Linked DNA regions of Homo sapiens: region 2 is linked to region 1. The links are chromatin loops, found by intact Hi-C in ENCODE. Cell type or tissue: HCT116. All regions are shown on one strand. Each heading gives the region's core, and the rest is flanking DNA. Links, peaks and the distances in the headings are about the cores only. Region 1 overlaps LYZL1 (lysozyme like 1). Region 2 has its middle 130 kb from the start of LYZL1.

What was found. Peaks named below come from ENCODE experiments on the same cell type or tissue, not always from the same donor. Only the 100,000 strongest peaks of a DNase experiment are listed, where the experiment ranks them.
Region 2: a loop joins it to region 1, with 2.0 times the contacts of the local background. A loop is called at or near these places in 3 of 110 quality-filtered maps.

Annotation. Positions count from the first base shown.
Region 1 is chr10:29,291,824-29,305,959 of GRCh38, forward strand. LYZL1 (lysozyme like 1) reads left to right here. Exons shown (of 5, transcript NM_032517.6): 2 at 20-183; 3 at 696-854. The coding sequence starts at 45. Among named protein-coding and RNA genes, the nearest start is that of LYZL1, 9.8 kb to the left of the region's middle. RefSeq lists an enhancer at 10,571-11,107. In HCT116, for the core only: a CTCF peak has its summit at 12,918; a DNase peak (open chromatin) is centred at 12,928.
Region 2 is chr10:29,153,729-29,169,306 of GRCh38, forward strand. No RefSeq gene overlaps it. Among named protein-coding and RNA genes, the nearest start is that of LYZL1, 130 kb to the right of the region's middle. RefSeq lists an enhancer at 5,718-6,393. In HCT116, for the core only: no CTCF peak of the experiment used is centred there; DNase peaks (open chromatin) are centred at 6,493 and 6,813; H3K4me3 peaks cover 837 bases; H3K27ac peaks cover 534 bases.

The DNA of each region.
Region 1 (14,136 bases), core at 11,584-14,083:
TTCTCCGGCTCTTTGGCAGGTTCTGTCTCCGGCAGGCTTTGAGGATGAAGGCTGCGGGCATTCTGACCCTCATTGGCTGCCTGGTCACAGGCGCCGAGTCCAAAATCTACACTCGTTGCAAACTGGCAAAAATATTCTCGAGGGCTGGCCTGGACAATTACTGGGGCTTCAGCCTTGGAAACTGTGAGACTCTTTCTTTCCTGCTCTCCTTCTGTCCTTGACCTTTCCCCTGAGATGTTGAAGGTCCTGGCCACACTCCCTGCTGTGTCTTCCCAACTACCCCTGCTCTGCCCTCACCGCACTCAGGGGTGGCTGCTAGCCTAACTGTGGCTCTCTGGGTCTCCTCTCCTTCCTCCCCTGCCCCTCATTTCCTTATTCCTGGAGTCCTGTCCTTATGACACTAGCCAGGGAAGGGGAAAATAATGCCACCTCTGCTGGCATTGTGGGGAGTGGGGGGACCTGACTGTTGGTCTAGATTAGGCTCAGCCCCTGACTGGGTGTACAGCTTCAGGTGTGCCATCCCAGCCCCCGATGTGCCCCTCGTGTGCCCCCTGGGCGCATGCCCGCCCTGCCCTGCCCAAGGTGTATTGGGAGGAAGCAGTCAGGTAACAAGGATAAGGAAACTCGCCCTCAGACCAAGCTTAGAGCAAAAGATGCACTTCCTTTGCTGGCGTTTCTGGCTTTCCCCCCTCCAGGGATCTGCATGGCATATTATGAGAGCGGCTACAACACCACAGCCCAGACGGTCCTGGATGACGGCAGCATCGACTATGGCATCTTCCAGATCAACAGCTTCGCGTGGTGCAGACGCGGAAAGCTGAAGGAGAACAACCACTGCCATGTCGCCTGCTCAGGTGAGGCTCTGACTTTCCAGTGATGCCATCCTCAGGACTAGGCGAGAAAGCCGACAATGGGATCACCAACCATGTCTTGCTTTAACTAAAATTTGGAGTTCAGGCTTGCAAATAGGTCTGTTCCAGATTGGTAAATTATGCAACAGTTTCCAAGGTGACACTCAGGATCCTGTGGCTGACTTCTCCAAAGATGACTTATTCCTTGTAGACAGTTTTATGAAGCCCCCACTAAAGCAGGTGGATGGACAAACAACCCTACTGCCCTTTCATGTTAGAGATATTTGATGTCTTCAGTAAGAAAAAGGAAGCTGCCTGCCAGCTGCTTTCCATAAGCAATTCGCTCAGAGGATGCAGTTTGTACTTCTTAGTGCAGAATGAGATGAATACACTTTAGGTTTCTTTCTTTTCTTTTCCCTTTTTCTTTTCTTTCTTTTTTTTTCTTTTCTTTTCTTTTTTCTTTTTTTTTTTTTTTTGAGACAGGGTCTCACTCTGTTGCCTAGGCTGGAATGCAGTGATGTGATCATAGCTCATTGCAGTCTTGACCTCCAGGCCCCAAGTGATCCTCCCTCCTCTGGGTAGCTAGAACTATAGGCACACGCCCGGCTATTTTGTAATTTTTTTGTAGAGACAGAGTCTGGCTATGGAGTCCCGTTATGGGGTCCCACCTGGGCTGGTCTTGAACTCCTGGCCTAAGGAGATTCTCCTGCCTCGGCCTCTCAGAGTGCTATAGTTATTGGTGTGGGCCAGTATATTTAGCTAGCCACATGTCTTAAACATTAGAAATTAAGCTAGAATTTACTTTCATGTCTTCTACTTTAGTCATTCCAGAAATACATATGAGCACAGCATTGAGGATAACAAAATACATCAGGCATGAATTCTGCTTTACCGAACTTTCATGTGACATGACAAGAAAAGAGAATATGTGCTTACATGAAGTTAAATCATGTAAGGAGGAGTGCGCTGAGTGCCATGGGCTTCAGAGGAAAGTGACAGTATTAAGAAAACCATGGAGCCAGGCACAGTGGCTCATGCCTGTAATCCCAGCACTTTGGGAGGCCGAGGCAGGTAGATAACCTGAGGTCAGGAGTTCAAGACCAGCCTGACCAACACGGTGAAACCCCATCTCTACTAAATAATACAAAAATTAGCTGGGCACGGTGGTAGGTGCCTGTAATCCCAGCTACTCGGGAGGCTGAAGCGGGAGAATTGCTTGAACCCGGGAGGTGGAGGTTGCAGTGAGCCGAGATTGCACCATTCTACTCCAGCCTGGGTGACAGAGAAAGACTCTGTCTCAAAAAAAAAAAGAAAGAAAAAAAGAAAATCATGGAAAATTCTGTAAACACAGTGATATTTGACCCGAGACTTAGAAGATAGGGAAGATTTGGGTAGAGATAGAGAAAAGTTATCCCAGGCCAGGGGAAGAGCAAAAGCAAAGAGGTGCCTGTGGGAAGGTGTGAAGCATGAACAGAGAGTAGGGAGAGGCTTGTTTTTTCTGTAACAAAGTGACATGAAGAGAATCCCAGGGAAGGCAGGTGGAGAGGCTAACGACCATCTGAGTGTGAAAAACCCAGGCTAAGAGGCTTTCACTGATTTCTGCCTGCAAGAGGAAACCAAGAGAGGTCAGTTAATTAAGCATTGCTTCAGCAAGATCAATCTGCAAGCAGGGTGTGGGATAGATTAAAGCAGAGACCATTTAAGTGTCACCACAGTTATTGAGCTAAGTGCCATAAAAAGACTGAATGATGGTCATGGTTGGTGACATGGAGAAGACTGATGCAAGAGATGCTGAACAGGCAGAGGGCAGAGCTCAGTCAAAGGCATTTTCTCTGTGCTGCCTCTAGAGTGTAAGTCCCTTGAGGGCAGAGAGTTCTGTTTCATTCACTGATGTATCCTCAATGTCTAGAATGGTGCCTGGCCATTGCAGGAGCTCAATAAATGTTTATTGAATAAATGGAGAGAATGAGGAACAAGAGTGAAGTCAGAGAGTCATAAAATATTCTATTGCAAATTCTTTCAGAGCAGAAAATAAACCGTTTTAACTTCTCTTTGCCACATCCAGGAGTCCTCTCCTTATTGAAGGGAGATACATCCCAAGACCCCCAGCTGATGCCTGAAACTGCAGATAATACCTAACCCTGTATATACTATGATTTTTCCTGTACATAGATACCAATGACAAAGTGTAAGTTATAAATTAGGTACAGTAAGATGTTAACAATCAATAATAATGGGATAATTATAACAATATACTGTAATAAAAATATGTAAGCACCTTCTCTCTGACTCTCAAAATATGTTACATTGATAAAACTAACCAACCACTGCTGAGTGTAAATGAAAACTTGGAAAATGAAACTGCAGATAAGGGGGAACTATTGTACAAGATAATCAGTATATGGGTTTGAATGTTTGAATGACTGAATAATATGTTAAGTTACCTAGTATATTGTCCCTACCCTAACATTGATAAAGAATGATCACTACCTCCTGAGATAGATCTCCCGATTGTTGGTCAGCCCTTAATTTAGAACATTCCTTTGTTAGGCCAAAATCTGTCTTCTTCTAACCTTCTATATCAATCCTAGTTTTTCCTTCTGGGTTTATTCAAAACAAGTTTGCTTTATGTTACACATAAAAACTTATTAACTGTATGCAAATGATTTATAAGTACCTCTCATCTCTGGTTTCTTATCTTCTGAGCTAAAACATTCAGTATATTCACTTTCCATAGGCATGACTTTTGAACCCTTCTCTGTCCCAGTCAATCTTATTAGCATTCCCTAAGAGCTCACCAATGGAGTCTTTCAGTTAAATATGAGGATTAAATGTGTGCATTTACCTCCCATGGTGGGCTGAGTCCCCAGCTTCCAAATGTCCACTCTCTAATCTCTGAAATCTCTCACTCTGTTACCTTACAAGGCAAAAGGAACTTTGCAGATGTGAGGAAGGATCTGAGATCAGGTAGGGGAGATTATCCGGGACAATGTGGGTGGAACCAGTCTAATCTCATGAGTCTTTAAAAGCAGAGAATCTTGCCCAGCTGTGGTCAGAGAGAGCTCCAATGATAGAAGAAGAAAGAGAGATTCAAAGTGTGAGAGGGACTTCACCCATCATTGCTGGCTGTGAAGATGGAGTAAGGGGCCATGAGTCAAGGGGTGTGAGTGGTCCCTAGAAGCTGGGAATGGCCCTCAGGTGACAACCTGCAAGCAACAGGGATCTCAGTCCAACACCCACAAGGAACTGAACTCTGCCAAAACTCAAGTGAGCAAGGAAATGGATCTTCCTGCAGAGTGTCCAGAAAGGAAAACAGACCTGTCAGCACTTTGACTTCAGCCCTGTGAATCCCCTGGCACTCTTCCAGCCATCGGAACTGTAAGGAAATTTTGCAGTGTTCAAGCCACAATGTTTGTGGTAATTTGGTAGGGCAGCAATAGAAACCCAATACCCCTCTCCTCCCTCTTGGTGTCCTGCCAAATTAATACCAAAGGGATTCGAGAATCAATAAGATAAAAAGATAAATCCACATATACAAGATAAATGGAAGAGGAAACAATACCAAAACATTTAGAAGCTGGAAAGCAGGAGGCAAGTGGTGACTAACTTAGTGATTAAAGACATCTGAATCCTAAATCAGCAGAGAGAAAGCTGAGAAGCAAACACAGAACCAACAACAACAACAACAACAAAAAGCTCTGAAATCAGTAGCATTAGCTACTTCTGGAAGTTAGAATGAAGACAGATTACAAACAGGAAGACACATTTAAAGTTCACTTAAGGAGTAGTTAGAACATCCAGTCCCTTCCTGAGGCATTCACCTACTGACTGCCCCTCACTCACCCTGGCAGAATACTGGGACTTTTTCCTCTAGACGAGTAAAGTAGAAAACCTCTCAACTGAGACCTCAACAATCTTTGAGGTTGAGAGCTCCAGACCACAGACATGGGAGATTAAGTTATAGTTTCTATAGTTCCAACCACCATCTCCACTCAGACCCCACAATGATGGCAGCCAGGCCAGACTCTCCAGATGAGAAGATTTTCTTCTAGGGATCTGGCCAAATTGAAAGGAAATTACTAATGACTCTGAGTGGGACTCCCCAGTGAACAAGACTGGTCAAACCTCCCTGCAGTGAGATCCACAGTTGAAAATCCCTACCTCTGAGCACAGGGCTCTGCCAGCCTTTAGTGCCCCTCTCTTAAATAGTTGCAGAGAGCCAAGGCTCACCAGACTTCAGAGGAGTAGCAGTGACATGAAAAAAAATGAAGCAAAAACCAAACAGATAAAACTTTTTGAAAGCAGAGTTTATGCAAGGAAATGAAACTTCAAATTCAGAAAACTACCATTAATATCTTCAGATAGATAAGAGAGGATGCTTGGATGAAACAAAGCAAGATGCTTTTTTTGAAAAAAAAAAAAAAAGAGAGAAAAAGGAAACATTCAGATAACCAAATAAAGAACCTTTGGAAATTAACAATATGATACAGAAATGGAAAACTCAGTAAAGTAGTTAGAAGATAACATTGAAGAAATCTCTCTAAAAGCAGAGTGAAAAAAAGAGATGAGTGAAAAATAGGAGAAATAAGAATGATAAAATAAATGGATATAAAAATACTTTTTAGCAGGAGAGAAGAGAAACAATAGATAGCACACAACCTTTAAAAAACATTTCCAGAACTAAAGAGCATGTGATTTCAATTTGTAAGGTTCATCACATGACCGGTACAGCAGTCACTCCTTGTCTATGGTTTTGCTTTCCATAGTTTCAGTTACTCATGGTCATTGTGTGACTCAAAAGTATTAAATAGAAAATTCCAGAAATAAACAATTCATAACTTTTAAATTGCATGCCATTCTGAGTAGTGTGATGAAATCTTGCACCATTCTGCTTTGTCTCATACTGGATATAAATTATTTCTTTGTCCAGCATATCCACATTGTATACACTATGGTCCCATTAGTTACTTGGTAGCTGTCTCAGTTATCTGCCTTAAAAAACATAGTATATGTAGAATTTGGTACTATTCATCATTTCAGAAATCTACTGGGAGTCTTGGAATGTATCCCCCTTGGATAAAGTGATTATTGTACACTCACACTCAGGAACATCCTCATACAATTTCGGAACATGATAGAAAAACAGAATATACAACAGGCTTCCATTTGAAAATAAAAGTTCCATACAAAAAATCAAGCATCAGAGTGACATCAGACTTCTCAACCACAACACTGGAAGCTAGAAGAAAATGGAAAAAGTCTTCAAAATTCTTAGGGAAAACCATTTCCACTATAAAATTCTGTGCTACCAAATTATCAGTACATTTTGAGCATAGAATGAGTACACTTTCTGAGAACCAAGTTGTTAAATTCTTTACCTCCTGTATCATAAAGAATCCTGGCTGGAAGACAGAACAAACACAAACTGGGTAATTGGAGGAGAATATTAATAAAGACTCTACTTACAAAAATCTGATCAAATCATAGAAAAAACATGGCAATAGTGAAGTAAGGGATTAGGAATCACAGGCAATTACCACCCCCTTGCCCAATGAGGAATGGAAAGAGAACTATGACCAGCACCGAGGTACAAGGGGTCTGCAGGGAGAGGACAACCTTCTAGGATCTGAGACCTTCCTTCAAGGGATGTGACTTGTGCTGAGTGACCTGACAGAAATAAAGCTGGAAGATATTATATGTATATGCCAACCTCAGTGTCCCTCCTCTGTCCCTTCCCTGCTGATGCCTACTCTTATTTAAACCCCTTCAGAAGTCAGAGGACATGGGAGACCATTGACGGCAACTGTGTGCGTTGGCCTCTGAGTGCACAGAGCATGGTGGAGAAGGGTAGAGAGTGGATCCGTCAGGGCAAAGATGACATATTCAGCTCACCTCCCATGCACCCTCTCTCACAAAACCGTAGGAAAACATGCTTCACAAAAAGGATAAACTAAAACAATAAAGAGGAAGACATGGTTCAGGAAACAAGGGACTCGATGAGGGAGAAAGGCAAGAGGAATGCCCAGCCTGATTGTGAAGGATGATCCCAGGATGAGCTTTTATTATAGATTTCTAGTTACACCTCATTATGGTCAGAGAATATGGTCTATATCAGCCGTCCCCAACCTTTTTGGCACCAGGGACCAGTTTGCAGAAGACCAATTTTCCATGAACCAGAGGGAGGAGGATGGTTTCAGGATGATTCAAGCGCATTACACTTATTGTCCACTTTATTTCTATTATCATTACATTGTAATATATAAGAAATAATTATACAACTCACCATAATGTAGAATCAGTGGGAGCCCTGAGCTGATTTTCCTGCAACTGGACAGTCCCATCTGGGGATGATGGAAGACAGCGGTAGATCATCAGGCATTAGGTTCTCATAAGGACCGTGCAACCTAGATCCCTTGCATGCTCAGTTCACAATAGGGTTCGCACTCCTATGAGAATCTAATGCTGCCACTGATCCAACAGGAGGTGAAGCTCAGGTGGTAATGCAACCAATGGCAAGCTTGTGGCTGTAAATACAGATGAAGCTTAGCTCACTTGCCTGCCGCTCACCTCCTGCTGTGTGACTTGGTTCCTAACAGACAATGGACTGGTATCCGTCTGTGGTTAGGGGGTTGGGGATCCCTGGTCTATATGGTTTCAGACCTCTAATATGTCTTTAATCTTGTTTTACAGCACAGCAAATGTGTCTTATGATGAATATGCATTTGAAAAAAAAAATGTGTATTTTATATTTGGTGGGTAGATGTTCTATAAGTGACTGTTATTTCCTTTCTGATTTTCTTACTGAGAACTTATTAGACAGATCTTACTAGAACTATCATATAGTGAGAGATAGATATTGAAATTTGCAACTATCATTTTAGTTTTGTCTATTTCTCCTTTCAGTCTTGTCCATTTTTGAAGCTTTGTTATTAGGCACATATTCATCGAGGACTGTTATGTCTTTGTGGTGAATTGACCCTTTTGTCACTGGAGTCCGTGTTTCTCCTTAACTCTGGTACTATTTCTCATCCAGAAATCTACCTTATCTGATAGCAATACAGCCCACTCTCACTTTCTTTGGGGAAGTCTTTGCATAATATGTTTCTTTCCATCCTTTTACTTTTAACCCATCTGGGTCTTTATATTTAAAGTGAATTTCTTATAGATAGCATATAGTTATGTGTTGCTTTTATATCCATTCTGGTAATTACTGCTTTTCAGTAGGAGTGATTAAACCATAGGTCAGCAAATGTTTGCCTAAAAGGCCAAATGGTAAATATTTTAGGCTTTTCAGGTCATATGGTTTTGATTGCAACTACTCAACCACGACAGAGTGTGAACGCAGCCATAGAAAGTATGTAAATGAATGGGACTGGCTGTGTTCCAATAAGGCTTTATTTACAGAAACAGGAGGTTTTCCTGTGGGACATACATCGTGGAACCTTGATTAGATCATTTACATTTAATGTGATTATTGATATGGTTAGTTTTAAATCCCATCTTGCTATTCTGTTTTCTGTTTATGCCATCTATTCTTGGTTCCATTTTTTCTGCTTTCTTTGGAATTAAAAAAAAAATTATTATTCTCTTTCATTTCCTCCATTGGTTTGTTAGCTATATCTCTATTTTGTTTTTAGTAGTTACTCTAGGGTTTCCAATAGGCATCATTATCGTATTACATTCTACCCTCAAATAACACACCACTTCATATATAACATATGAGTTTCTTAACAGTATTCTTTAATTTCTCCCATTTCATCCTTTGTGCCATGTTGTCACGCATTTTTCTTTTATATTTATATACCTCACAATCCATTTTTATTATCTTTGCTTTAAACAATTGTCTTTTAAATAAATTTTTAAATGAGAAAAAAGTTCTATAATATTTATTATGTATTTACTATTTCCAATACTCTTCATTCCTTTGGTGGATTTATTTGGGGAAGTAGTCAATCGATATCACTTTCCTTCAGCTGAAAGAACTTTCTTTACCTTCTTTTTGGTTTTGGTTTCGGTTTTTTTAGACTAGAGGTCTACTGGCAAGCATTTTCTCTGCTTTTGTTTGTCTGAAAATATCTCTATTTTATTTTGATTTTGAGGAATATTTTCTTTACATATAAAATTCTGGGATGACAGTTGTTCTCCTCTCAAGTTGTTGCTGTTTTGAGACAGGGTCTTGCTCTGTCACCCAGGCTGGAGTGCAGTGGCATGATCACAGTTCACTGCAGCCTCAACTTCCTGGGCTCAAGTAATCCTCCCACCTTAGCCTCCCGAGTAGCTGGGACCACAGGCACATGCCACAATGCCTGGCTGGTTTTTATTTTATTTTTTGTAGGGATGGGTGATATGGTTTTGCTGTGTCCCCACCGAAATCTCATCTTGAATTGTAACTCCCATAATTCCCATGTGTTGTAGGAGGAACTCGGTGGGAGGTGATTGAATTATGGGGGCAGTTCTTTCCGGCACTGTTCTCTTGATAGTGAATGAGTCTCACAAGATCTGATGGTTTTAAAAACAGGTGTTTCCCTGCACAAGCTCTCTTTTTGCCTGCTGCCATCCATCTAAGACATGACTTGCTCCTCCTTGCCTACTGCCATGATTGTGAGGCCTCCCCAGCCATGTGGAACTATAAGTCCATTAAGCCTCTTTCTTTTGTAAATTGGCCAGTCTCAGGTATGTCTTTATCAGCAGAATGAAAATGGACTAATATATGGGGTCTCGCCATGTTGCCCAGGCTGATCTCAGACTCCTGGGCTCAAGTGATCCTCAGCCTCCCAAAGTGCTGGGGTTACAGCTGTGAGTAATCATGCTCAGCTTCAAATTGTTAAAGATATTCCATTGCCTTCTGTCTTGCCTTGTGTATGATGGGAAACCAATGATTTTCTTATCTTTGTCCCCTGTATGTAATATGTCTTTTTTATCTAGTCATTTTTAAGATTTTCTCTCTATTACTCATTTTCAGCAATTTGATTATGTGTGATATTTGTGTTTATCTTACTTGGCATTCATTAACATTTTGTACCCCTGAGTTTATAATTTTCATTAAATTTGAAAACATTTCAGTCATTCTTTCTTCTAATACTCTTCTTTTCTCCTTCAAGGATTCTAATGGCACATATGTTAGATTGCTGCTGCTGTCACATTTATCACCATGGCTCTTCATGTTTTTAGCCTTTTTCCCTCCCTGTGTTTTATTTTCAGTAGTTTCCATTGTTATGTCTTCAAGTCCACTGTTACTTTTTTTTTTAATGCTAATCTATTAAGCTTATTGATTGGATGTTTCTTTTCAGATACCGTATTTTTTATTTGGTGTTAGGCAAACTTTCGTATCTCTCATTTCATTTTATTCATGTTTTTCTTGAAGTCCTTGACATAAGTAAGCATGTTTATAAGAAGTGATTTAAATTTCTTATCTGCTGTAGAATCAACTGTCATTTCTGGGTCTTGCCCTTGACTGATCTTTCTCCTGGTATGTGCCACATTTCCCTGCCTCTGCACAAGGAATCATTTTTTATTGAATACATACATAGTGTGTGTGTTGATGGCTGTTGTAAGTCCTCGAGTCTTGTCTTCTTAGTTTAAAAGAATTTCAACAAGAGATACACAGCAAAGGAGATGTAGCATAGACTAATTTATTGAAAAAGAAAAAGAATATTTTGTAAGTTAGGTGCAGAATGGACAGTACACCCTGAGAGAAACTTCAGGGCAGGCTGCTCGTAAGGATGAGACATCAAAGGCCGGCACGAGGGATGCTCCCTTTAATGGAGTCTTCCATGATTATTCATAAACGGGTGGGAAGAGGTGTTGCTAGTAAGCATGTTCTGGGCGGTCCTCTTCGTGCATTTGCGCAGTAGCTGTACATGGATGTTCATATGTCGCATGTCTCATTAGCATCTTAAATCTCCACCCAGGTGTGTGTTTTTTATTATTATAATGAGCAAAGCGTGAGTTTGAGGACAGGTAAAGTCAAAATGCGCATGTTCCCTACAGGGGAAATTCCCTTCTGGAGACAGCTTTGTTTGAATGAGCTGGCCTTCAGTGTGAATGCTGAGGCTCATCGTGTTGACTGGCCAGTCACCATAGTTGCCGTACCCCGCGGACACAGTTGCTTCCTTGCCTACCTATCCTGCCTCATATGCAACATTGTTGAGTGTCTAGACTATGTGTCTTCCTTTAAAGAGTGTTGAATTTCTTTTCCAACCAGCTAAGTTTATTCTGATCAGCGTAACTCTTAAACTTTGTTAGTGAAGTTCTGGAGTAGTTTTTAGGGTAGGGCTAGTTTAGTCCCACTACCAAGGCATAACTAAGCATCCAGTGTCTCTTTTGAATGTGCTGAGGATTCAGCAAGGTCTATTCCCTTGGGCTAGTCAGAAATCAAATGTCTTCCAGCCCCGCGAGGTCTGTAATTGCCCTGTTCCCTGGGGTAGTTCTCTGCCTAGCCCTGTGGAAATTTACCTGTGCATACCCAGTTTAGCCTTCAGTCAAAGACTGGGTGGAATCCCTTTGCAGATTTCTGCTGCTCTTCTTCTGGGTAGCTCCTGCCTCCCAGGTATTCTCCACAAAATCTGAGCTGCCTTGGCGTCTGATGTCTGTCTCCTCCTCTTAGATGGCCATCCCCTGCCTGGTTCTACCTTCCTGGTCTGCAGAGCTCCTCTGGGCAGAAAGTCATGGCAGTCACAGGGTTCACTGTGTTTTTCTCTCTCTCAAAGATCATGATCCTGCATTGCCAGTTGTCCATATCCGAAAACAATTTTTCATCTATTTTGTCTAGTCTTCTGGTTGTTTACAGTGGGAAGAGAAATCTGTGACTCCATCGTGGTCATGTTGGACTTTAAATGCAGATTACTAATTTAACATTGTTCAGTTTCATTCCAGTTAAGGAAGCCTGGGGCAAAGGTCTATCTGCAAGACAATCTTAGATTCTAAGAAATTAAAGTGTTGGACGGTTCATGGTCAGAGGTAAAAGGACACTCATATCTGTTTTCTTATCGTGAAGAGCATGGGATTTTGGGGGATAGCCTTAAAATAGAAAACAAGATGTTGGTTTTATAACTAACCACCCTCCATGAAAGGCCTCCCTTAGCCTCAGGCCAGAGAGTTTTTTATTAGAACAATGTCATTCTGTCCCACATATTACAGAAGTAGGGACATTTGTCATGGGAAACTGAAAAAAAGTTAGCATTAGGGTGTGTTTACAAGGTACGTGACGTTATATGCATGTACAGCATGGATACACTTCATGATCTTTTTCTTCTTTTTGTTTTTGGTAGAGAAGGGGGTCTCGCCATGTTGCCCAAGCTAGTCTCAAACTCCTGGGCTCAAGCGATCCTCCCATCTTGACCTCCCAAAGTGCTGGGATTACAGGCGTGAGCCACTGCACCTAGCCCGTGACCATTTTCTGAAGCTGGACAGTCTCCTCACTCTCATTCCAAATTGTATTCCTAAAATGCCTTCCTACTTTCCCTAAACTATTTGGACAGAAAATTGATGCTATATTCATATATACAAAGCATACATAAGCACACACGTTCATATACCTACACATATACATACACACAGTGTACAAAATGCCTGATGTGATGACAGTATTTACCCCCAACAGCACAGATTTCATTAAAATAAGAGCATTTGAGGAAAAAATGATTATTGACTCTCTATCTAGTGTAGTCTAGTGCACTTATATTAATTTTATTTTTCATCACCCTGGTATCTGAATTGGCCTTTGTCATCTCACAGGGGAAAGAGATGAACATCGAGGGTGTGTGGCTGCTAGATTTCACTTGGGAGGCAGGAGGATGCCGAGGAGAGACACAGATACTTTGAAGTAGAACTAACATAACTGAAAATAGGACTGAAGCTCTTTTTGTGTAAATTGTTGCTGTTTTCTGTTGGATGTGGAAGAATAAACGATTCTTTGCTGTTCAACATAACCCTTTCTTTATTCATGTTTGACAGGACAGACTGTCTATTTAAAGTAAATTGAGCAGAAACAATTACTGGCAAGAGTCCTCATTTAAAAAGTGCCATCTGAACTCATTTCTGCCCCTCTGCTGCCCTTCTGTGGCTATTTCTTGTAACAACACCTCAGTGCTCAGGGCTGGGAGGCAGGAGGGAGCTCTTGATTTCCCAGCCCCTACTTTCCCTAACATATTTTCCCAAGCAAATTCAGTCAAGTCCAACTTTCAAAACATCCCAACTGCGCAACTAAATGCTATAACAAAGTAGGAGGAGACAAACAACTGTACTCGGTGTCCACTTCCTGGTCCAATATGGCCCCACCGTCCCAGAAATCCTTACAGGGCATCCACAATCAAACTGCCCTGCCCCTAGTACAAAATGTGCTCTTTCTGTACATGCCTGGGATGACCTCCAATCCCAGAATAATAGAATGTGATCTGCTTCCTCCTCACTATGTATTATATAATCTGTGTCCCTCCAACCTCTAGAGACCGCCCCAAACCCACATCTCCCAGAAAATATGCTAGACTACTTCCAAACACAAACCACAGTGTCTCAGCATTTATCAAGCACCCGAAATAAAGTGTCTCTAAGTAACTTGAACATGTATCAGGTACCAAATGCTTAAATTTGGATAACCTCATAGATAATTACTTGAAAAATTAATAAAGTATATTTTAATTATTAACTTTATTAACATATAGTGTTTTATGAGCAGGAATCTTTGCTTAAGTGACTTCTGTTGGAAGAAGAGATCAGAGGAAAACAGAATTTAAGCCCCCTATCAGAATACAGGCTCATTAACTGGGTGTGTGACCTTGGTTTATGGGGATAAAATGGTACCCACAGAAATGGTTGTTCAGAGAACTGATGGAGATTTTGCGTGAAGAGATTTAACATGTGCCTGACATAGAGTAAGATTTCTATAAAACATAAGCTAGTAGTAATAGCTATTATTATCTGAAATATTTATATGTCAAGAAGATAGGCAGGAGATTTTATAAGCTGATATAGCTTTAGTTTTCACTGTAGAATTGTAAACCAAATGCCAGCGAATTTGCATATGTTGTTTCAATTGCTATCTCTTACTGATGATATATTTTGTCAGTTTTTCTCCTGGTTAATAGAATTTTGTTTTAAATAAAAATTAAGTCACATTCAGAATAAATTTGCTTAAAAGAAATCTGTCACTACCTTTATCTTCTAGTGAAGCTGAACTGAGAAAGCCACAAAATTAGCAACTCAGGGAAATAGCATGCTCGAGGGAAAATTCCACTTCCAACAGAGTTAACAAAATAATCTGGTATTACAATGTTCTACTGAAATG
Region 2 (15,578 bases), core at 5,526-8,025, 140 kb before region 1:
ACTTCTCGTACCCTCACATGGTGGGGAACAGAGAAGGGAGTCAAGCTCTCTCATGACCTTTATAAAAGCACTAATTCCATTCACAAGGGCTCATCCTTACAACCTCATTGAATCCTAATTACCTCCAAAGGTCCTCACCTCCTAATACCGTCACATTAGGTGGTAGGGTTTCAATGCAGAAATTTTGGGAGGACACAACGTTCTGTCCTTTTAAAAGGCACAAGTCCTTTTAAGATGCACATTCTGATACAGTAGATCTGGGGCAAGGCCTGAGATACTAAATTTGCAATCAAATCCCAGATGATACTGATGCTCTGGTCCACAGTCCAGCACGCTGTGAGTAGCAGCACACCAGCACTCTCTCGCCCAATTTAATTGCAAATACTCTAAGGCATCGCTCAAGACCTCTGTGCTTGTGTGTCTCCAACTAGCCAGAAACTTGTTGCACAGTTGTCAACTTTGATCTCCACTTCCTCTAGGTGCCTTGGGCCAGCCTGTTCTGAGTGTCTGAAGGCAGGTCATAACGACTTCACTGTAGTCACCCCAGTAAGAAGACACGGAAACAGGCTATCCTCAGCACAGCTCCCAGGACCAGCTGGATGCTTTGAACTCTAGAGGAGTAAGCCTGATCTCCACAGACCTGAGGATCATAGAATTTTAAAATGGAGAATAATATTAGAAGTAGTGTTATACAAAATCATTTTATAGGAAATCAGGTACAATACTAAGAATAATGAACATTTACTCAGCACTCACTCTATGTTCTTTAATCTTCACAACAGCCTCATGAGATAGGTATAATTATTATGCCCACTTTAAAGGGGATAAAACGGAGACTTGGAGTGGTTAAGTATCTTGCTCGGGAATCACTCATTGTATAAGTGATGCAAACCCAGCTTTGTTTGATTCCACCCTTGTGCTCCTAACTACGATTGAGCAAGGCTTTTAACCAAGAGAAATGGAGCAATTCCCTCTGCAGATACACTGTAATATCCGGGATTGGGATCTGTGTCACTGGACTTATAGTTCTTTCCCTTCTACAGTAAGACAGGTTTATCTTTTTTTTTTTTTTTTTTTTTTTAAACAGAGTTTCGCTCTTGTCGCCAGGCTGGAGTGCAATGGCTCGATCTCGGCTCACTGAAACCTCTGCCTTCCGGGTTCAAGCAATTCTCCAGCCTCAGCCTCCCAAGTAGCTGGGATTACAGGCGCATGCCACCACGCCGGGCTAATTTTTGTATTTTTAGTAGATACGGGGCTTCACCTTGTTGGCCAGGCTGGTCTCAAGCTCCTGACCTCAGGTGATCCACCTGCCTCAGCCTCGCAAAGTGCTGGGATTAAAGCAGACTCATCACTTTGCAGAAACTTTAGCTCCAAGAAGGAGAAAAAAAGGAGAGATTATGATAGTACAGTTAAGGAGTTTTTTTTTCCCCCATTCACCATCCGTGTACACCCTACCAGTCTCTAAGCCCTGATAAAGTGACTGTCATGATATTCCAATAGATTTGAGATACTCAGAAAGACATGTGCTGTTGTACAATGTTGGTTAACAATTTTTTGTTCTAGATTGTCTGGTGTGAGCCACCGTGCCGGCCCGATGGTTTTATCTTAAAGCAAGCATTAAGTGTCATGTGTTTCTGGCCCTGAGTACTGAATTCAAGCACAACTACAATAATGAAAAAGATTCATTATCTCCCAAAGCATTATAACTGAATATGCAATAGCATAGAAGTACCATGTAAATCACATCCTAGCAGAGATAAAAGGTTTAGTTCTACCTGTTCCTTTTCCAAAGGGCGTATCAGATTTCCTATTGTGCCTGAAATGTGTATATTTGGTACTCAATACTGAACACATGATGCCTTAATGACACAGCATTTTTGACAGCTATTCCCAAAAGTAGGCTGTGTCTACCTAACTTCCAAGGAATTAAATTGAAAATTGTTTTCAAGCCAATCAATCTGTTGTTTGATGTTACATATGACAAAGAGCTTCCTGAAACTAACCAATCGTTTGATAAAATAGGCTGGCTTTTAGAGTCATAAATATTACTACAGTGTCAAATTGTTCCTTAGGAGGTAAAATTTTAAAGTTGTGGGTGTTAGACTAGCTATTGATTTGTTCAGGTTAGTAAAGGGACAAGAGTTGAATGGGCTGGAGGTAGAGGCTATTAGGGAAAAGAATTAGTAAGAGATTACCTGGACTTGTCAGACAATCCAGAACAAAAAACTGTTGACCAACATTGTACAACAGCACATCTTTTTCTGAGTATCCCAAACTTACTAGAATATCATGACAGTCACTTTACCAGGACTTAGAGGCTGGCAGGGGGTAGAGGGTTGGTGAATGGGAATCCAAAAAAAAATTCCTTAATTATACTATCAAAATCCCTCCTTTTTTCTCTGTCTTGGACCTAAAGTTTCTGCAAGGTGAGAGAGTCTAATTAAATTTCTCACTTCCCTAAGACTATAGTCTTTTAGCTCTGCTATGATCTGCTCCCACAATGGTCTGGCTTAACTTGCATTTTTTTGTGGGGGGGAGACAGAGTTTCACTGTAGTTGCCCAGGCTGGAGTGCAATGTGCAATGGCGTGCAGTCCTGGCTCACTGCAACCTCTGTCTCCTGTGTTCAAGTGATTTTACTGCTTCAATCTCCCACGTAGCTGGGATTACAGGTGCCTGCCACCTTGCCCAGCTAATTTTTTGTATTTTTAGTAGAGACGGAGTTTCACCATCTTGGCCAGGCTCGTCTCGAACTCCTGACCTCAGGTGATCCACCCACCTCAGACTCCCAAAGTGCTAGTATTACAGGCATGAGCCACCGTGCCCAGTCGACACCTGTGAGTATTACAACTACAGAACTCTCTAAAATCTTAGACTGTTAGAATGGGGCATGGCCTTTGAGATTGTTTAATCCAGAAGGTTTCAAGCTATAACATGGTAGTGCTTTTTAAGCAGTAAAATCCTTTATTTAAAATAAATCCCACTCAGCCACAATCTATAAGAGAGTTCAGGTTGGAGATGGCCTGGTTGAAATTAGGGGGTAGCTGGGTCAAGTCTCACTGGTCCTCTGTCTTGATTCCCACATCCTTGAAATTCTTTCAAAAATCCAACAAATCACCAGAAAACTGTTTGCAAATTTAGAGTTGGAAACCTCAACTTCAAGATCAGAGAGTGCCTTAAAAGATCTGGGAGTGCATTTGTGTCAGAGGCTGAATAGGGCCTGTCTTGGCTTCATCCAGTCCAGAATGTGTAGCTATTGAACTTCCAGCTCTCCTAAAGAAACTCCTCACTTCTTCCCGAAGTCAGACTGCCCATGTTAGCTACTTAGCAACTCTCACTCAGTACAGCACCCAGGAATGTATGGAAGTCTCCTGTCAGGAGCAGAGGCCTTCCCCTTACCATGCAATTTACCTAAAGAGCCTACTTTGGTTCTTCATGCCAAGACTATTGGGCTGAGAACTAGCTGTTACACTCTGGCACCCAAGTGTAATTACTGTATTCACTTGGATGATGAAACAGAAACAAAGACAAGAATCTGCCAGATCCACAGTGTGATAGATTAATTTGAACTCTATCAGCATGTATGGAGATTCAGGGACTTCATTGTTTAGCTACAGAGCTCTTTGCAGAGCTTGCATCTGTTGGTCATCTGTGCTGCTGTTTGCAGCCATAAGCTAGGCATCTAGGCAGATGTTGGACAATGCCGGCCTATGTAGCCTGGCCTTCATTAGTGCCATGAGGAGGAAATGCATTGCACTAATGTTCATAGCAGTGGCTGAAACCCCACAACAACACCCTGGATGCTGCCTGGGAGTGGCCCAGGCAATGGTGGAAGAACAGGACATACCAGGGCCCTGGGACACAGGAAGCCATTGTGCCTTAAGCCCCAGAGCTCTCTTCCAAAAGGGCCCCACACAGAAGGCATTGTTTCAATGCCCTGAACACGTCTACAGCCCATTCCAGCTCATGATAATAAGCTAATTAAAACTTTAAAGCTTAGCAAAAAAATGCTTCACAGTCTCTATGTCTCAATAAAAGACCAGGCTACAGGGCTCTGAGTGTGAACACATGCACCGTCTACTCAAAGCTGCTCCTACTCAGAGCCTGCATGTCCTTCCTTCCTGGTGAGCAAAAGGCATCCCAGCTGCCTGCTTTAATGCACAGATCCATCCCTACCATATCTAAGACAGCTGATGTCCTCAATCAAATGTGACAACTGAGGATATAGCCAAAAGAACGCATTGAGTCAGGTGACCCCCCTGGGCAGTGTGGACCCCATCATAGAGAGCTAAATGGGCTTTATGCGCTGGGCTCAACAGGACTTGTAGGAGCTTGTTTAAGATTCCCAGGAAGGAGACTGAAGCCTTGCAAATGGAAAATGGGATGGAGAAACAGGAGCCACATAGACATCGGTGTACAGTTCTTAAGTCTGCAATAAATAATAACCGCTCTATCTACACTGCCAGGCCCCAGAAGGTTCCAAGTCTCCTGAATGTCCCAGGGGCCTCTCCTTCCAACCTTCAGGAAGCTTTTACACCAAGATGATTCAGTTCTCCCTTTATGAAGGCAGCACAAACTCAGCTTCTTCTTAGAAGAGGCAGGAAATTGGGGATTCTCTAAGGGCACTTTTAGAAAATTGAACATAGAACCTTTTATTAGCGAATGCATAGTCGGCTTTAGCTCTCACATTCATCAGAAGCACTTCAGGGAGAGAAAATTAATGATAATCCTAAGTACATAATGACTTGCTGGAGACCAGAAGCCTCCACTCTGATGGGTCTGACTGGAGCTTTGCCCCCACAGTAATGAAAGATGCCGCCTGTGAGCTTGACCTTGGCTTGGTTCATGCTTCAGAGTAAAGCGCTGCAAAGTTGGTAGGGACTGCTTAATCTCTTTCCTGGTGACTGAAAGCAACTTAGATTGGGACCATTGGGAATAGTGCTGTACTTGGTTATTTTAAAAAAGACAGAAAGAAACTCTTTGCTTTCAATATTTCTTTCCAGTGTAAACATAAAAGCTCACAGAGCCCCTAGGAGAGTAGTACACAGGGCACAGAAAAGCAAGTTATTGTGCAAAAAAAAAAAAAAAAAAAAAAAGAAAAAAAAGAAAAGGGTGCAGCCTTCCTATTAAAAGCACATTGGTTCAGTAGTACAGCTAAAGACAGAAATCAACCATACCCAGCCTAGTGTGTCAGTGAAATTGATGCTTTCTATTTTTCAGAACATGAATTGTGCAGCTATTACCCAGCAAGACACTTAGAAGTGGCTTTGCAATGTCATGCCTTTCTCCTCGATGCTGACATGGGGAGTGATTGCTTTAATTCACTCCTGGGTACCTAGAACTTGGTTGGGTGGCTATTGTTCCCAGTAGAAGGTGTCCAGGTTCTTGGCATCTTAAACAAAGAATTGATTTGGACAAAACGCACAAACAAAGCAAGGAAAGCAAGAGTAGGGATTTATTGAGAAGGAAAGTACACTCCACAGTGTGTGGGAGCGGGCCCAAGCGTAGGGGCTCAAGAGCCCAGTTACAGAATTTTCTGAGTTTCAATACTCTAGAGGTTTCTGTTTAGTTACTTGGTGAATTTCTTTTTTTTTTTTTGAGACAGAGTCTCGTTCTGCCTCCCTGGCTGGAGTGCAGTGGCGCGATCTCAGCTCACTGCAACCTCTACGTCCCACGTTCAAGCGATTCTTGTGTCTCAGCCTCCAGAGTAGCTGGGACTACAAGCAGGTGCCACCATGCCTGGCTAATTTTTGTATTTTTAGTAGAGATGGGGTTTCACCAGTTTGGCCAGGCTGGTCTTGAACTCCTGACCTCAGGTGATCTGCCTGCCTCGGCCTCCCAAAGTGCTGGGATTACTGGTGTAATCACCAACCTGGCTGCTTGGTGAATATTCTATGTAAATGAAAAGAAAGAAGTGAAGTCACAGAGTCATTTACTCAGAATCTGCCCTATTGTAAATGGAGAGGCTGTTACTTGGAGTGTGTGGTCTATGTAAATGGAGAGGATGAATGTGAAGTTACAAAGTGTAAATGGCGGGACTGGAGAGGAGGAAATGAAGTTACAAAGCCATTCACATTCCTGTCATTGCTGAAGTGCTTTCATTTGATTTAGTTCTAGGAACTAAAGGTGTGGATGGGCCTTATGTTCCCTGCCTCCGGGCCCTATTCTCCTGCCTCAGTTATCACACATTAGACTTAGTTGTTATTTTTCTTTTTTCGATTCTCACTAAGGTGTAAATGTCTGATATCAGAGTTTGTTTTCGAAATTGGAGAGGAAAAGGGGGAAGACGCCTGTGTCTCACCCAGGCCCCTGAAATAGGAGCAAGAGCTTGGTGGAGTCCTTGGAAATTGTTTAAAGGGGAAACTGGAGGCAGGTAGAAGGCTTCACAGTTCTGTTAAAGTGGCCCTCACTGAGGTGTTGTGCTAGGAAGAAAAGACCTTGGGCATAACAAAGCCACATCCCAGACAGCCTGCAGCACACTCCTGTTGCCAGAGCTGGTGACTCACTATGACTATCCTTGTGGTTTCTGCTGGGCAGCTGGGCTGGGCCATTTAATGTTCATCATTAATTACTGTTGTCTCGATTCTTGTCATTAGAGTATCAACAGGTTTAAAATGAGCCTGAGTTTTTTATGTTGAGATCAAAGGCAAACCAGTTGGGAGATGGTGGGCAGAGGGGTAGGAGAGAGGAGGGCCGAGTAAAGGGTGTTTCTGGGATTTCCACTGCTCCGGGGTAGGGTTGACCCCACCGTGGTACAGAGACACCGATGGGTTGTTCAGCAACTGAAGCACCAGCTTCCTCAGAGTCACTCTTGCCAAGAGTCAGGCGATGGCTTTATCTGGAGCCTCACAATACTGGTCACTTACTCCTTCCAAAGGCGTGAGGCCTCTGAGGTTAGAGAACCAGCATTTCACAGAAGGGAAGGAGAGGGGAATGATGGAGACTTCACCTCCTCAGGGCAGAGTCCAGTGGCCAGATGAGTGGGAAGTCCTCTGATCCACAGCCCTTGCCCTCACTTCTTCTGGTTTCTGGAAGAGCACAAGTAGAGCTGGCCTGTCCCTCTTGAGTCATAACAGGGACCAGAGAACCTTTTGCTAAGGTTGTCCACTGTAGGTGCCCCATTCATGCCTCTGTACAGTGCCCACTTCTCCTTTCAGGAACTTGGGTGCTCTTGGACATGGCTCTTTCTTGGCCTGGTGTCCTTGAATCCCGCTCCCCCAAAAGCTTGTAAAGCTCTTTTGATGAGAATCAGGGGTCACCAAACTGGCTCAAGAGTATAACTGGAGTGAGGGGGCTGTGTGAGGATGGGAGCAGGCTGTCAAAGGCAAAAGCCATGCCATTTGAAAGGTAGCCATCTGGGTGCCATAGCACCTGCATTCTTTTAAAATATATATTTTAGGCCTGGTGCAGTGGCTCATGCCTGTAATCCCAGCACTTTGGGAGGGCAAGGAGGGTGGGTCATGAGGTCAAGAGATCAAGACCTTCCTGGCCAACAAGGTGAAACCCCGTCTCTACTAAAAGTACAAAAATTAGCTGGGCTTGGTGGTGCATGCCTGTAGTCCCAGCTACTCAAGAGGCTGAGGCAAGAGAATTGCTTGAACCTGGGAGGCAGAGGTTGCAGTGAGCCAAGATCATGCCACTGCACTCCAGCCTGGTGACAGAGCGAGACTCCATCTCAAAAAAATATATATATGTGTGTGTGTGTGTGTGTGTGTGTGTGTGTGTATAATATTTTGGGCTGTAATCAGTGGCTCATGCCTCTAATCTCAATGCTTTGGAGGCTAAAGTGGGAGAATCACTTGAGGCCAGGAGTTCAAGACCAGCCTGGGCAACATAGCCAGACCCACATTTCTAAAATAATTTTTTAAAAAATTAGCTGGATGTAGTGGCATATGCCTGTCATTCTAGATATTTGGGAGGCTGAGGCAAGGGGACCTCTTGAGCCCAGGAGTTTGAGGCCACAGTGACCTAGGATCACAACACTGCACTTCAGCCTGGGCAACAGAGCAAGACCTCATCTCTAAAAATATATAAATAAATACACAAATAAATAAATAAATATTTTATTGATATATAGTTTTATGCATAAAATAGATAGATTTTAAGTGTAGAGTTCTATAGTTTTGACAAATGTATCCAAATTACCAATACTCCAAAGAAGATCTAGGACATTTCCACCCCAAGAGTTTCCACCTGTCCTTCCCAGCTCCCCCATCCCATCCCAGAGACATCATTGTTCTGATTTCTGTTCTCCACAGCCTTTGTCTACCCAGGTAGACACTAGTGGTGGAACGCTTGCATCCCATACCCTCACATCATGGAACTAGCCCTCCACCCTCCCCCTTCTCTGCCAGGCGCATGTTGATACAGCTCTGAAGAGTGGAGGAACACCAGGTTCTTCGTCTGGAGTCAAATTAGATAAAACGACGCGGACACACTGGAGTGGTTTTAAGAAGCGGAGAGTTTAATTGGCAAGAAAGAAGGGGAAAGAAAGAAAGAAGAGGTCCCCTGTACAGAGACAGAGGGAGGAGGTTTCCAAAGCTGAGAGAGGGAATCCCAAGTGTGGTGGATACCAGCCAGGTATATGCAGAGGCTGGAGGAGGCAGTGTCTGATTTGCATAGGGCTTAGGGGATTGGTTTGATCAGGCATGACATTCACATAGCCCTTGAAAAAGCTGGCCCTCCCACCCTAGCCATTTAGTACGCAAATGCAGGCGCCATGATGTTCTACACACGTGGGGATATGTGGGGGCGGCCATGTTGCCAGGAACATGTGGATCAAAGTCAAGAAGGCCGGGAATCGCCATGTTTGGATGGACCCAGTTTCTAATGGCTGGCATTTGAATAGCAAAGGTTGCTGACCTGGCTTTAAGAGCTGCTTTAAGAATGAAAACTTCCCAAGGACCCCTTTTTCCTGTCTATCTGCCTAAAATAATTTCTTAATAACTCCTACAACAGCATTTACTTGAATACACCTGTTGTGGGGGCAGAGTGTATAGCAGAGGTGATAAAAGAGGAGGAGAAGAAGCTCAGAGATGAGGATGGTAGCTAAAGTGCCATTGATCTGCCTTGGGCAGGTATTAAGCTGGATTCCGAGTAACCAGGATGGGAGAGGAATCTTGCTGGATTAAGGAGTGTTTTGTGTAGAGGAGGAGAGAAGAAGGAGGATAAAAATTTGTCCCTAAGACAGGAGGCAGCCTGGCCTCAGAGAAAGGCTCTGGGGTTGACAGCCCTGGCATTGCAGACACACTCACTAGCTCTGTCATCTTGGGATGCTTCCAGCTTTTGTGTTGGTGAATTGAGGTAATCATTTGGACTGTTAGTTAGGGGTGTTATGAAGTTTAAATGGGATAATGCAAATAAAACACCTATTGTAGGGCCTGACACATAATAGGTATTTCATATGTGATAGTAGCTGTATTACTGCTGCCAGGTAATCCCAGTTCTTAGTAAATGCTTTTCTTTTCTTTCTTTTTTTTTTTTTTTTTTTTAATTGAGACAGAGTCTCACTCTATTGCCCCGGCTGGAGTGCAGTGGCAAGATCTTGGCTCACTGCAATCTCTGCCTCCTGGGTTCAAGTGATTCTCCTGCATTAACCATAGTACAGTTCCATTTGGCCAATAAAATGACGAATTATTCAGAAATTTACAGGTCCTGTTTTTAATTATGCAAAAAGTCATTATTAAAGAGTGTTTTGCTATAACTAGGAGCTGAGCTTCCTTTAAACTTTTATTGCCGCAGTAGGCTACCAAGTGAAAAACAAAAGAAAACCAAAATAAATGGACATAGTTCAAATCACAGCAACAACAACAAAAAACAATAAATAAAACTCCAAACCCAAGTTAAGCACTTAGTCACTTCATCATCAAATAAGACCAGGGATACTGAATTCAGATGAATAGAACCGCTTTGGATAAAAAGATGGCACTGACCAAGTCCCAGCCCAAAGTGTGGGCCAAACCAGACACAGCTGCTTGGGCACATAGAAAGTTTTCTAGATGTTGTTTTGATTTTATGTTCAAAATTCAGAGGGAGAAAAAAAAGTTGAGCCCACTGTAGGGTGGGAATCACCAGGTTACCTGCAGCCAGACACGGTGAAGATGATACATGGACACTAAAACACACAGACAGAAGAGTAGCTGGGTGTGAGAAAGCCCAAGGAAGAAGTTCCCAAGTAAGAAACATCCTGGACAGGATGACCTCAGAGTTTCCTTCCAAATCTGGAAATCCCCAGTTCTCTGTCCAGCCCTCCCAGCCCTCAGGGGAGCCAGGCAAACACAGTGAGAGATGGAATGTCATCTATGACAGGAACATCTGTAAGAAAGAGGCACTTTTCATTTTCGATGAGGCAGAGGGTTACAAGGAAGGGTTAGGGGACCTTAGTTTCTGGTTATGATGTAGAAAGTCAAAAGAAGCTGTCTGCCACTCTTGCCCTAAAAACCAAATCAAGAAGAATCAGTGGGACAGGAGAAATCTACTTTAGATGGTAGGGAGAAACCCTTCAAACTTGTAAGAAAGTTTTAATGGCTATGTGTGAGATAATGTGAAAAATTAGAATGTCAAGGAGTTCTATCCACAGAGCAAATCTGTATCCACTTATCAGCTTTTTAATGTAGGTTTTCACCAAGTTCATGGGTGGTTATGTTAAACGCTGGGACCAGATAGCTTAGAGAGATCCTCACAAAGTATGATGGGTCTTCCCCAGGTGCAAGGCAGCCGATGTCTAAAGGTGGAGGACAGACCAGGAGAGCAAAGAGAAAAGCATCTAAGGCACTATGGGCTTTTAATGACCAAAGATTAGGGAGGGGCAGGCACACCTTGCTTTCAGATTTAAGAGGAACAGAAATTTGAGGACAGGCACAGAGAGCAAAGAGAGGTCATTAGTGATCTCTTTGCAGCCAGGCTGTAAGGCAGAGGGAGATCTCCTATGGTTTGTTGGAAAAACTGACAGCTTTGTGTATAACACAAAGAAATCTGTGGACTTTCAAGTTTTCACATTCTAGAACCTGCTGAAGGGGAAAAACTTACCTCTGTCTCAAAACATTTGAAGCCAGTGGGAAACTGAATCAAACTAAAGCTGAAACAAAGCTCAGACCCAAACTGACACCTATCAGATAGAGTTAGCCCTCCAGTCTTGAAGCCTGGCAAAAGAAAGGGCATGACATTTCTTAGGAGTATTATTTATTCCCCTTTCTGGTGTCCTTTTATATAAAATATCTGTTAGGCAATAAAATTTGGGGGAACTTTGAGATGAAAATAAACATTAACCATAGTCAAGAGAAGAAAGAGTCAATAAAACACACCTAGAGATAGTGTAGACAGGAATTTTAAAATATCAATAAATATGCTTAAAGGATGTAGTGGAAAAGGTAAACATTGTAGGAAAACAGATGAGAGTTTTAGTATAGAAATAGAAACTATGAAAAAGAAGTAAAAGAAATGCTAGTGAGATTTTGCTTCTGATTGAGATGGAGTAATCATGACTTGATTAACTCTTCTGTGTGAAACAAATGAAAAAAAAATCAAACAATAGCAAACAATGATTTCCAAGACAATGGGCATTAAACAACAAGAGCAGTGATGCCTCAGACACAGATAATAAAATTGATGAATCCTACAAATGTTCCAGTTTATTGCCTTGTAACAGATTCCAGGCTGTGACACAGAGAAAGAGACCCAGCTGCAGCCCAGAAGACTCCTGAGTTGAAGAGATGGAGTGGAAAGTCTGGGATACCAACTTAGCTAGAGTGTGTAGGACAGAATACCAGAGAGGGAAATTGAATAAAGAAATAACTCTGGAGAGCTACAGAGAGTCTCCATTAAGTATCAGGGAGAATATTGATCAGTGCATGTCTATGCATTCTCCTGAGGCTTGGAGGAAAAAAAATCACCCCAAAATATTAGAAGGAATAGTAACTGGTGCTCATGTAGGGATAAAAATGATGTTTTCCCCCCACAGCCTAGAGAAGAAAACCTTATACATCACACTTGGTAGTGTACCTATATATTAGTGACCTTGGGGTATGATAACAAAATACCACAGACTGATTAGTTTAAACAACAGAAACGTATATTCTCACAGTTCTGGAAGCTGGAAAGTCCAAGATTCAGGTTCTGGCAAGGCTGAGTTTCTAGTGAGGGCTCTCTTCTTTGGCTTCTAGAAAGGCACCTTCTTGCTGTGTCCTCATATGACACCAACCTCTGGTGTCTCTTCCTTTTTTATAAGCACAAGTTCTATTGGATCAGGGCTCTACTTTTATGACCTTATTTAACCTTAATCACTTCCTTAAATGCCCTATCTCCAGTACAGTCACATGGGGGTTAGCACTTTGCCATATGAATTTGGGGGAGACACAAGTCAGTCCATAGCAAATTGGAATAGTCTTGTCTCAGAAGTGGGTAATAAGTAGGTCTAGTTCTGAGTAACAAAATTTAGAAGTAAGAACTGAAAAGTTCAAACTGTTTCTGAGTAACACAGTTGTATGCTAGAAGTAAGGTCAGGAATATTATAGGTGTACAAAAATGTACAGAATGCAATGAGGTAAAATTCATAGTTCTCACAATAAAAAATTACCAGGCATGTACAAAAGCAGAAAAATATAACACATAGTGAAGAGATAAATCAATCAATCAAAACTGACCAGAACAGATAAAAGTGTTACAACTAGCAGAAAATGACATTAAGACAGTCATTTCATCAGTATTCCATAGATCTAAAAATAAAGTAGAGGCATAGAAAGTATTAAAAAGACCTGAATTAGGCTTTTAGAGATAAAAACTACAATGTCTGTGATGAAAATATGTAGGGTGATATTAACAACAGATTAGATACATCAGAAGAAAAGTTAGCAGGCTTGAGGACATGCCACTAAAAATCATCCAAAATGGAATACAAAGAGATAAAATAATTTAAAATTAACAGTGCACCAGTGGGTGGCAGGAAAATAGCAAGAAAACTAAGATAGTTGTAATTGTAGTCTATGAAGAGGAAGAGAAAATGAAGGACAGAAAAAATATTTTAAAAAATAATGTCAAAAAATTTCCAAGTTGGATGAAAGCTATAAACTCACAAATCCAAGAAACTCAACGAACTCTAAGAACAAAAAAAACTTAAGGAAAACTACAAAAACTACAAATAACATCCTAATTAAATTGCATAAAACCAAGGAAATCTGAAAAGCAGGCAGAAAAAAAAGAGAGAAGTTATATACAGAGAACAACGGTAAGGACGACAGCAGATTTCTTGTCAGAAACAATCCAAGTGGGACGAAACTGGAGTGACACTTTTAATTTATAGAAAAGAAAAACAAAACAATCTAAAATTCTATATCCAGTAAGAAAAATCATTCAAATGTGATGGTAAAGACTTTTTTTATACTTACAAAAACTAAGAGAATTTAGTTCTTTTAGTTATCACCTCCAGACTTAAAAGATATTAAAGATTACTATATATAATAAAGACCAAAGAAAAATTATACCAGAGTGAAATATGTTCTACACAAGGAATGAAAAATACTGGAAATGGTAAATACATAGGAAATATAAAATATTTTTCTTTTTATTTAAATCTCATTAAAAGATAATTTACTGTTTAATGAAAATAATAAGGTGAGGTTTTTTACATATGGATGTAAAATACATGACAATAGCACAAAGGCCAGTAGGGAAGGAAATAAAACATACTATTGTAAGGTATACTATACATGAAGTGATATAATATTGCTTGAAGGTGTACTATGATAAGTTAGAGATGTATATCAACACCCTAAGGCAATCTTTAAAATAATGAGACATTTGTGATGGCATTTAGGGTGCACCAAGATAATTCAGGATAATCTCCTTATTTCAAGTTTCTTAACTTAATTGCATCTGCAAAGATCCTTTTTCCAAATAAGGTAATGTTCACAGGTCCCAGTCGTGAGGATGTGGACATATCTTTGGGGCCACCATTCAGCCTGTAACAGCAAGATTCCCTCATTTGGAGGCTTGACTGGAGAAAAATCTGCTTACAAACACAGATTTTTAGTTGAAGTCAGTTCTTTGTGGCTGTAAAATTGAAGGCTTTTATTTCTTGATGACTATTGAATAGAGGCTTTTATTACCTCCTAGAGGCCACCCACAGTTCTTGACCATCTGGGGTTCCCCAAAAGGGCCATTTTCTTCTTCTTCTTCTTTTTTTTTTTTTTTTTTTTTTGAGACAGAGTCTTGCTTCTTCACCCAGGCTGGAGTGCAGTGGTACAATCTTGGCTCACTGCAACCTCTGCCTCCCAGATTCAAGCAATTCTCATGCCTCAGCATCCTGAGTAGGTAGGATTACAGGCACACACCACCATGCCTGGCTAATTTTTGTATTTTTAGTAGAGGCGAAATTTCACCATGTTGTCCAGGCTGGTCTCAAACTCCTGACCTCAGGTGATCCGCCTGCCTCAGCCTCCTAAAGTGCTAGGATTACAGACATGAGCCACCATGCCTAGCCCATTTTATTCTTTAAAGCCAACAAGGTAATGAAAAACTCCAGCAAGACAAGTGCTAAACTCTTATGGAAGGCAGTCATACACATGCAATCTTATATAGTGCCCAATCACCCATTGCCTTTGCCATGTTCAATTGGTTAGAAGCAAGTCCCACTTTCTACCTACTTTCAAGGGGCAGGAATTATGCAAGGGCATGGATACTAACTGGTGGTGGTTGTAGTCTGTCCTCTGGTCCTCAATGATTCATGTCTCTCCTACACGCAAAATACTTTCACCCCCCCACCAAGATCCCCGAGAATGTAATCTAATAACAGCATTTGCTCCAAGACCAGAGTTTCATTATCTAAATCAGGCCAGGTGTGGGTGAGGCTCCATGGACACATAGTTCCTCTCAACTGATGAATCTGTAAATGAAAGAGACAAATTATCTTCCCCCAACATCCAAGATACAATTCTGGGAGAGGTATAGGAAAGAAGCTGCAGACATTTTTCTTTAAAAAAGGGGAAATGGAAGATAAAAAGGAATCATTGGTCCATAATAATTCCAAAATACAACTGAGAAAATGTTCAGATTTTTAAAATTAAATTTCAAACTTTGGGAATAATTCTCCATGGCTCTAGAATCTGCTTCCTGGGATCTTAGTTCTACCATCTGAGTCATTCTTCCTTTTCTAAATGAAAGTCAGCTCACGTTTGGAGTCATTTTATCAACCTGCTTCCTACTAGTAGAATTGGAGTTACAAGGGTCTCTTTTCATTTGATCCTATCTCTGTCCCACTTAGTCCAACCTGGCAGTGTTTCTTCTGAAAGAATTTTCTCAAGAACTTTGTGGGCCTTCCATGAATTTCCCTGGGGTTTACTCCATTAGACACATCTTCACCCACAGATGTTTTTTAGAAAAGTCCTTCTCTACCTTGGGCTTCTGCCGAGGTTGCTGAGGGACAATGCATTTCATTTTCCTAGAGGCCCTGTGGTTTGATTGAGAAGATCTGTGAGGCATACCCTTAATTTTTTGAAAGAGCCCTTTGTGTGGCTGAACCCTCTGGCCTTTTGCTCTTTCTGAGATTTTAGGAAAAGATCGTATAGTCATAGCCTTGGCTTTTTCT